Regions from separate parts of the Homo sapiens genome. Here region 1 is linked to region 2. Evidence: chromatin loops called from intact Hi-C (ENCODE). Cell type or tissue: IMR-90. All regions are shown on one strand.

What was found. Peaks named below come from ENCODE experiments on the same cell type or tissue, not always from the same donor. Only the 100,000 strongest peaks of a DNase experiment are listed, where the experiment ranks them.
Region 1: it touches region 2 in a loop (10-fold over the local background); 2 of 110 quality-filtered maps call a loop at or near these places.

Annotation. Positions count from the first base shown.
Region 1 is chr9:91,952,040-91,957,039 of GRCh38, reverse strand. No RefSeq gene overlaps it. Among named protein-coding and RNA genes, the nearest start is that of ROR2, 4.3 kb to the right of the region's middle. RefSeq lists an enhancer at 1,939-2,233. In IMR-90, a CTCF peak has its summit at 2,104 (motif pointing left); DNase peaks (open chromatin) are centred at 1,649 and 2,079; H3K4me3 peaks cover 309 bases; H3K27ac peaks cover 1,473 bases.
Region 2 is chr9:92,239,743-92,244,742 of GRCh38, reverse strand. IARS1 (isoleucyl-tRNA synthetase 1) reads left to right here. Exons shown (of 34, transcript NM_002161.6): 28 at 1,432-1,527; 29 at 2,413-2,589; 30 at 3,782-3,887. Among named protein-coding and RNA genes, the nearest start is that of MIR3651, 50 kb to the left of the region's middle. In IMR-90, a CTCF peak has its summit at 2,021 (motif pointing right); a DNase peak (open chromatin) is centred at 2,302; H3K27ac peaks cover 3,615 bases.

The DNA of each region.
Region 1 (5,000 bases), 290 kb after region 2:
AAAACTCTTGGAGTTTCCTGAATGATCGTGTCTTTTGTCGTTGATAAGAACTCATTTAGACCATACCTGGGTTTATCTTAATAAGATGGTTTTGGGCTCGGGGCCTTAAATAACTTCGTATTAGGGGCTGGTCACCAGAAACAGCAAATCTTTATCAGAGGGTTGGAACTTTCAGCACACCTCCCCAACATCTGGGGAAGGGAGAGAAGCTGCAGACTGAGTCAAATCACCATGGCCAATGATATAATCAATCGTGCCTATGTAATGGAATCTTCATAAACACCCCTCACCTATGGGGCTGGGGGAGCTCTGGATTGGTGAGTGCACTGGGATACAGGGAGGGTGGTGTGCCTGGAGATGCACGGCAGCTCCATGCCTCCTAACACCAAACCTCAGCCTGTGCATCTCTTCCATATGGCTCTTCCTGACCGTGTCCCTATAATACACGGGCAATAGTAAGTAAGGTGTGCTCCTGAGTTCTGTGAGCTGTTCTAGCAAATTATCCCACTGAGGATGAGGTTGTGGGAACCCACGAATTTGTAGCAAGTCAGACAGAGGTGTAGGTAACCTGGGAACTCAGTACTTGGGGTTGGCATCTGACGTGGGGGTCAGTCTTGTGGAACTGAGCCTTTAAACTTGTCGAGTCTGCTCCTAAATCTGGATAGCTAGTGTCATAATAAAATGAAACTGCTGGGCACCCAGCTGATTTTGGGTGAATCAGAGAATTGGTGTTGGCAAAGATACCACATACTTGATTTCAAGAGAATTCTCAACACAATTAAGGAGATTAAGTCAGCCGAGCGCAGTGGCTCATGCCTGTAATCCCAGCACTTTGGGAGGCCGAGACAGGTGGATCACCTGAGGTCAGGAGTTCGAGACCAGCCTGGCCAACATGGTGAAACCCCGTCTCTACTAAAAATATAAAAACTAGTCGGGTGTGGTGGCGGGCACCTGTAATCCCAGGTACTCAGGAGGCTGAGGCAGGAAAATTGCTTGAACCCGGGAGGCAGAGGTTGCAGTGAGCCAAGATGGTGCCACTGCACTCCAGCTTGGGCAACAAAGAGTGAATACTCCATCTAAAAAAAAAAAAGATTGGAAATTTAAGATAAAGTTTCTTTTTTTTTTTTTTCTTTTTTGAGACGGAGTCTTGCTCTGTCACCCAGGCTGGACTCCAGTGGCACCATCTCAGCTCACTGCAACCTCCGCCTCCCGGGTTCAAGCAATTCTCCTGCCTCAGCCTCCCAGTAGCTGGGTTCATAGGTGTGCACCAGCATGTCCAGCTAATTTTTGTATTTTTAGTACAGGCGGGGTTTTGCTATGTTGGGCAAGCTGGTTTTGAACTCCTGACCTTAGGTGATCTGCCCGCCTTGGCCTCCCAAAGTGCTGGGATCACAGGCATGAGCCACTGCGCCCGGCCAAAATTTCTTTATTATAATGACTACTGCACTCAAGCCTTGTGAACTTCTAAAGTTTGTAGCTATTGGTGAAAACAAGAATCCTTGTTTTATTATTCCTGAATCTGAATTTTTGGAAACAAGAAAGCCTGAATAGCTTAAACAGCTGTACACACAAATATATGGTTTGAGGTAAAATTTACTTTACAAAAGCCCCATGTTTCTGGATAATGAATAATTTCAGGATGAGTCTACACTTCAGTCATGTAAGTGGGAAATGGAGAGACCGCCAGCATCATTAAGAAAGAATCTGCTGTACATTAGAGGGAAAGACAGCAGACTGGGAAATAAAAGAATTTATTCTATTTGCCCTAAATCAGAGCTCAACATGTCAGCATTTTTCTGCCTTCCTCTCTTCCTTTTATCCACAAATACACTGCTGGCACATTACAGGCATTGCTGGGGACATGCCAGTCTCTTCCTTGTGGAGTTTCAGGTCGGCAGGGAACACAGACTTCAGTTCAGTGAGCATGCAGAGCACAGTGGTCTGTGCTCAGGTGGGTTTCCGTGGAGCCCTGCCCCACTGTGGGGTGAGGACAACAGAGAAGGCATTTCCAAGGAAGTGGCATCCACAGGGATGAGACAAAGTCGTTTGAGTGAAGGGAGTGAGCGAGAGCATGCTGTAGGCAGAAAGAACTGCTTGCTAAAGCGCCCCCTGGTGAAAGGGAGTTCATGCTTTCTATGTTTTTGAGAAAATGAAAGATCAGAATAGCTGGAAAGTAGAGAGCAAGAACATAGCACAGAATGGGCCTGAACAGGTAAGGAGGTGTCAGATCCCCAGGGCTATGAAAGATTTCAGGCTTTCACTTAGGAACAGGAGCAAGGCATTTGGCAGAAGCATCGTTAGCTTTAGTTTGAAGAGATCTTCCCATATATGGGTGGAGAGGAGACTGGAGCAGGTGGAAGCTAGAGATGGAAAGACTAGTTAGGAGGCTCTTCTCCAGGCAAACGAGACAAGCATCTCCGGCTAGGGTGATGGTGATAGAGAGAGAGGACGGGAGGCAGAGGGCATTGGGTGGAGACCAAAGGCCGTGATGCTAAGTGCACATAGGAGAGAGGGCAAGGAGGGGGTTGGGCTTCTGATCTTGTGGAACTACACGGATGATGGTGCCATCAAGTGCAGGAGGGAACGTGGGAAAAAGATGAGGTTTGGGGCAGGGTTTGGGGTAGGGCGATGTAGAGCTTGAGTCCATGATTTAAATAACTTGAGTTTGAGGTGCCATTGGGACAGTCATGTGGAAACGCCAGGCAGGCAGCTGCAAATGTAAGTTTGGAGGTCAGGGGAGCATGCCAGGCTGGAGTTACAGATTTAGGAGGTGCTGGGCACATAGGTGACATTGGAAGCCATGAGCTTGGAAGAGATTTCCCACCGGGAGAGTGTGGAGCAAGATGAGAGGATGGCAGAGGACCAAGACCAGCATAATCACCAAGTGGAAGAGGTTAAGGTGCAAAGAAGAACAAGGAGAAATGGCTAAATAAGTAGAAGCAAAACCAGGAGCTCTTGATATCATACAAGCCGAGGGAAAACATGTTTTGAAGAGGGAATGGTCTAGGGTAAAATGCTGCAGAGAGACTGCGTGAGAGAAGAACAAAAATGTATGTTGGTTCAGTACATGGATGACCACACCCAGCTGCTTGTGTGGATTCAGGGTGGCAGACTGGCAAGGAGTGTGGAGTGAGGAAATGAAGCCATTGTGTTTGACACGTCTGGCGATTTATCTTGTTTGCAGTGGGATATTTGTAGAGCTCCCTGCTAGTGGAGCAGAAGGGTACAATTCAGCTGAGGATTTCCTAACTGAAAAAGTAATAAGCAAGTGAAAAACTCTACCACACTGGTCTGCATGTATTCCTCACAAAAGCGCGGTGGGCCCAAGGCCTTGGACTGTAGTCACCTACTTTCCACGTCCACGCAGTGAAGTTTGGTATGCCCAGATACTCCATATCGTTTTTTTTTTTTTTTTTGTAGCGGGGGAGGGGTCTGATTTGGTATTTATTGAAACTCAAAAAGCACTACCTACAAATGAAAGAATGGATAAACTGGACTTCAGCAGAATGAAAAACCGCAACTTATGAAAAGACATCATTAAAAAAATGAAAACTAGCCAGAAACTGGAAGAAAATATATCTGTCTCTTTGAGTTTTCACTCAGAACATACAAAAAAGAGCTCTAAAAACTTTTTTTTGTTTTGTTTTGGAGACAGGATCTCACTCTGCAGCCCAGGCTGGAGTGCAGTTGTGCAATCATAGCTCACTGCAGCCTCGTACTCCTTGGGCCCAGGTGATCCTCCCATCTCAGCCTCCCGAGTAGCTGGGACTACAGACGCTCACCACCATTCCTGGCTAATTTTAAATTATTGTTTGTAGAGACAAGCTCTCACTATGTTGCCCAGGCTGGTCTCGAACCCTTAGGCTCAAGTGATCCTCCCACCTCGGCCTCCCAAAGTATAGGGATTAGAGGCAAAAGCCACCATGCCTGGGCAACACTTGAAAAGAAGAAGGCATCCAACCTTATGAAAAAATCAGAGAAGAAAAGAAATTCCATGATTTGAGGGAGACAAAGAATAAAAATAAAAATAAATCAGCAAAAATTTGACTAGACATCTGACAAAAGAAGGTAGGCTAACGGCCAATAAGCATAAGAAAAAATATAGAATATGACTCCTCATCAGGAAAATGTGAATTAAACCACATAATTTAACCACCCAGGTCTCAGATATCCCAGGATACCCCTGGCCTTGAAATCTTCACACTGGCTCTTCACTCCAGCTCAAATACTCTTCCCAGATATGTGCATGGCTCCCTCCTTTCTTAAGGCCTGCAAGGGCTTGTTCCCGCCGGTCTTGCTAGTATAGACCCTGCTCATTTTCTCTCCCTCTTGCTTGCTGTTCATCACAAGGATGAAAATGGCTGTCCCCATACAGCTGGTGTGGTGTCAGCCTCCAGTGATTCCTATCTCTTGGTATATATAAACCTGTTTAGTTTCCTTCTATGACAAAGGGCCCACCCATGGAGCCAATAGATACTGCAGAAATTATGGCATGTGACTTCCAAGGCTAGGCTATAAAAGACACTGTGGCTTCTATCTGGCTCTCTTTTGGATTGCTCACTTTGGGAGAAGCTAGAAGCCATCTTGTGAGGATGCCCAAGAAGCCCACGTGGCTACAAACTGAGTCTTCCCATCCACACCTAGCACTAACTTGCTGAGCATGTGAGTAATCCACCTTGTGAGACTCCTCTAGCCCCAGCGAGCCTTCAGATAATGGCAGCACTGGCTGACATCTGACTGCAACCTCCTGAGAGACCCTGAGCCAGCACCATCTAGCTAAGTCTCTCCTGCCTTCTCGACCCAGAGAAATGGTGTGAAATAACGAATGTTTACTGTTTTTAGCTGTTAAATCGTGGGGCAATTTGTTATGTGGCAATTGATGACTAATACAGATGGAAAGGAATATGTTGCTCCAATTTGGCCTTGGACGTAAGCCATATTCTCTTAACCACTGAGAAAGCTTGTATTTTCATCCTTCCAACTTTGCTTTTTTTGTTTAT
Region 2 (5,000 bases):
CTACATGTCAGTCATTGTCCCAAGTGTGGGGTTGCACAAAAATGAACCCTTCAAGGAATGAGTCAGTCAAGGACACCTGAAATTAAGCCAGTTCTTAGTATTCTACCTGATAAGTTATCTGGTAGAAATAAGTACACAGAGGGCTCCTATCCAAAAATAGGTGTAGGGTGAAAAGTGGTCAGGGAACACTCTTTTCAAGAGAATATACAAACTGTTTTAGATTCCAGGATCAATATTTTTTGCCATATTGGAGAAGAGACTATCTCTTTGCAGTCCTGACCAGACATCCCCAGTCAGCATAGTTGTAAGATCTCGCATGTGGGTTTGGGGATATTGCAGGGGTCCCTCTGTGCTTAGCATACCATGTGCAGGGGAAGGTAGAGCAGCACCTCCATGAAAGGAAGGTCGACCTCCTCAGTCCTTTACCCAGGCGCTTAAGTTAGATGTGTACAGAACTCTACGTGGGAAGACAGTGGCAAGGAGTCGGAGGTATCGTAGCTGGGAAAGAAGGCAGGGAGGAGGTTTCTAAACACTGACAGTGGGCAGTTCTTCCTCATTACAGCAGATGTTAGGGGCCTGAAAAGTTGTCCACCTTACAAAAGTGTCATGTGATGCTTCTGAGTTTCTTGACATGGCTTACATGTTGTAGTGGCCCTGCACTGACTGGAATTTTGAGTTTATCATGCATTTCACTACCTCTGATGCCTTTATGAAGTGAGTCATTTCTTAACTTCTCTGTTTACTCAAAGGTAAATGAGATGATGCCTAATGTACAAGTCTTTTGTAGAGTATATTTTACTCTGCAACATGCTGTGTAACAGAAGCGATAGTGTCATTATTGCTACATCATAATCAGCAACCTTCAGAATAGATGAGATAGAAACATTAACCTTAGCAAAAATATGGCAGTTTAAGTCACAGAAAGTTTTGTGGTCCATTGTAGAATTTGTCTTGAGTCGTTCTGACAAACCTGAAGATCACAGGGGTCATGGTATAGGAAAGTCACTTGGAGTTGACTGCGCTGAGGCCGTTGATCCACTTGTTGTGGCCTGAAAAGCTGTGCTGCTCCAAGGGCTTCATGATTATTGATCTTACTTATTAGAAGAGTTGATATTACTTCTTAGATGGCCAAAAAGCAGAGTCATGTGAGGGACTCTGATAAGAGGTGGTCCCAGGGCATCTCCTGTGAGCAGCACCCTACAAAAAAACAAGAAACAAAAACCTGCACACCTTTCTCCAGAGACAGAGGACTAGCTGATTATGAAGAAGTACCTGAATGATAAACTAGATTAATTTTATTGCTTTTGCTCATTTGTGTGAAAAAATAGTGCTGCATTATAGACTCTCCAGATTTAAATAACATTTTGCTGAGTTGGGAAGAAGTGTTTCTCCTTATTTGATTGTCATGGTGTGCACTGTTCATTCCCACAGGCTTTGGTCCTCTTAGATGTCACTCCTGACCAGTCAATGGTAGATGAAGGAATGGCTCGGGAAGTCATCAATCGCATACAGAAACTTCGCAAAAAGGTTAGTTTGTCAGTTAAGAATAAGCTACTGTTTTGGCTTTTTGTTTGTTTTGGTTGTTTGGAGAAGATAGGAGAGGCAGGTAATATAAACCATAGTGATCAATGCATAACAATCACTAATCCATAGTCCATTTGGAATGTATTCTGCAGAAAAGTCACTCCTCTTCCTCTCCCCACGTGTTCACTCCCAAGTCGTAGCTTTCAGCCAGCCTGTGCCTTTTCCCATCCTTTTTTTTAGCTCCGTTGGGCTTCTACAGAATATCCCCTGTGACTGGAGCAGAAGGTAATCAGAGCTGATAGTGTCTTTGCAGAAGGGCAGAGGTGCAGTCAGCATAGACAGGCTTCTAGCTTAGGGGAGATTCCCGGATTTGGACAGAGTTGGGTAGTTTTTCCTTATTAGAGAGCTGAGGAATATGCAGGGAGCTCATCCTGGAGCGCAGAGGGGCTGCAAAGCCCCTGCTAGTGAGAGAATCAGGAATTTCTTGCCCTGTAGAGGGCAGTGACAGCTAACATACATCTTTCTTCCCAGACGGTTCAAGGTCTGAGGAGGCTGTTCCAGCAGATGAGTGGGTGCTTGTGACCTCTGAATCAGTTCAGAGCTTTGTAAGTGGGTTCTAAGTAATTTCTTGGTTTCAACATTCATGAGGTACTGATTGTTCTAGGAAAAGAAACATGCCCTATCCCCCAAAGAGTGGTGAAAAAGACACAAAGTTAATCATGTACTGAGTGCAGTTAGTCTTACGGATCACCCAGCAGGGAGGGAAGGGTGACTGCCCTTCTGTGATGATTCAGCATGGGATCTGTAGCCCTTGTTCAACAGTACCTTCCTTCAGTTCTGATTAATAGAATGTACTTCCCTTTTAAATTTTTCTGTGTGTGTTTTCAGTGCAATCTGGTTCCAACTGATGAAATCACAGTGTACTATAAAGCAAAGTCTGAAGGAACATATCTGAATAGTGTTATTGAAAGCCACACAGAGTTCATATTTACCACCATAAAGGCTCCCTTGAAACCATATCCAGTTTCTCCATCGGATAAAGTCCTTATTCAAGAAAAAACACAGGTGAGTCCTGAGTTCCACTGAACTACTACTAAAGGGTTTCAGATTAGGTTTGACTTTGTGTACTCACGTGTTGATATTCTGTCCCACAGTAGAGATCGGCACAGCACTCTGTCTTGAAGTATTGCTCTGGACAGTAGTGGGTAGAGTCAGAGAGTGGAAGCTCAGAAAAGATGGAGCAGGGAGGGAAGATGGAACTGTTTTCACAACAGTTCTCTTGAGGAAGGTAGCCAGGAGGGTACATGAGCTTTGCCCGGAAATAAAATGGCCTGTTTTTTCTAAAACTAGAAAAGGCAGTGTGTGGATTCTGGTAATTATCATTAAAAGTAAATAGCAATTGGCTTGAAAAACATTTAACTCTTCTGGTAGTGGGTTCTCCATAAAAGTACAGTACAAAAAAAGAAAGATTACAATAGCATTTCTGTTGTTACATCTAGGAATTTTAGATATACTTATGAAAGTATGATATTAAGGTAGGGAAGATATTGGCTTATAACTTAGAAGTAGATCATTTAGACTGGGCACAGTGGCTCACACCTGTAATCCCAGCACTTTGGGAGGCCAAGGCGAGCAGATCGCTTGAGGTCAAGAGTGCGAGACCAGCCTGGGCTGGTGAAACCCCATCTCTACTAAAAATACGAAAATTAGCTGGGCATGGTGGTACACGCCTGTAATCCCAGCTACTCGGGAGGCTGAGGCAGAAGAATCGCTTGAACACAGGAGGTGGAGGTTGCAGTGAGCCGAGATTGCATCACTGCACTCGATCCTGGGCGACAGAGCAAGACCCTGTCTCAAAAAAAAAAAGTTGATCATTTAAAATATACCTCAGTCACTTGCTTAATCATTTGCTCCGGTCTCATTCTATGAGACAAGTAGGACAAGACAAGGAGGGGCTGATGATGGCTGTTTATTTTTTCAGTGAGGCGAGTTGCAGTGTAGTTTCATTTTGTATTTTGCATATTGTGTAATTATTTGACTTTTTTTAAGTGAGCATATATTTTTAAGAAACCAGGATAAGAAGAGAAGAAAAATGGGATATAAATTGTAGCTTTTGATACTTTGAGTAATGAGATTGAATATGTTATCAATTGTGTACAGCTCTTGTTGTTACTGAGAAGTCACTGTGTTACACGATGGTGTGGCACATTGCAGTCAGGTGCCACAGTTACTCAGTCATACGTTCTCATGTGCTCAGTTGAAGGGATCTGAACTGGAAATTACACTCACCAGAGGATCTTCCCTTCCTGGTCCTGCTTGTGCATATGTCAATCTTAACATTTGTGCAAATGGCAGTGAACAAGGTAAGAGTAAATTCCATGATTTGTGTGACTTTTTTTTAGTTATACTTATGGATGTGAAAAAACAACCAAAAAAACTTATGGATGTTTTTAAGAGAATTGGAATAATTATTTAATCATGTTTAATAGATAACTTTTTCTTCTTGTCATCAAAATGAATTCACTAGGCGAGATGCAGTGGATCATTCCTGAAATCTACCACTTTTGGAAGCCAAGGTGAGAGGATTGCTTGAGGCCAAGAGTTCAAGACTAACCTTGCCAACATAATAAGATCCTGCCTCAATTAAAAAAAAAAAAAGGGCCAGGCATGGTAGCTCACACCTGTAATCCCAGCACTTTGGAAGGCGGAGGCTGGTGGATTACTTGAGGTCAGGAGTTCAAGACCTGATAAACATGGTGAAACCCTGTCTCTACTAAAAATACCAAAATTAGCCAGGCATGGTGGCAGGTACCTATAATCCCAGCTACTCAGGAGGCTGAGGCATGAGAATTTCTTGAACCCGGGAGGTGGAGGTTGCAGTGAGCTGAGATTGCACCATTGCACTCCAGCCTGGGTGACAAAGCAAGACTGTCTCACCAAAAAAAAAAAGAAAAGAAAAATGAATCCACTAAAGTAAATGATTGGACTTATGCTTGTGGAAGCATGAAGCAGATACAGTTTTCCCTATTCCTCCTGCTAAATACATCTAAACACCCTGGATATTACATGTAAAAACAAGCATAAGAAGACTCTCAAAGATGTAAGGAAGAAAGCAGACCACCTAAGGACCTTGTAACCAAGTGACCTAAAAGTAGTAAGTTCAGGGTTTTCTTTTCTGCCTCGTATACCCAAAGTTGGAACTGAAGAAGCTGGCAACCTGGAAATGTCAAGTACAGACCAAAGAAAGCCTCAACAAAAATTCTGCTCCCTTGACAAAGGATCAAGAGATGGGCAGCCTAGCAAGACAGAAAATTTTGAAACAGTAACTGCTCTACTCTAGCCAGACACCATAGAAAAAACTATGGCCCCACCACCACCCACATTAGCAAAGGCCAAGTGGGGAGCCTGGACTTCACCCTTGCCAAGCTGAAGACCCCTCCCCTGTCACAGGGGTATCAGAGAAGACAAAGTAGGAA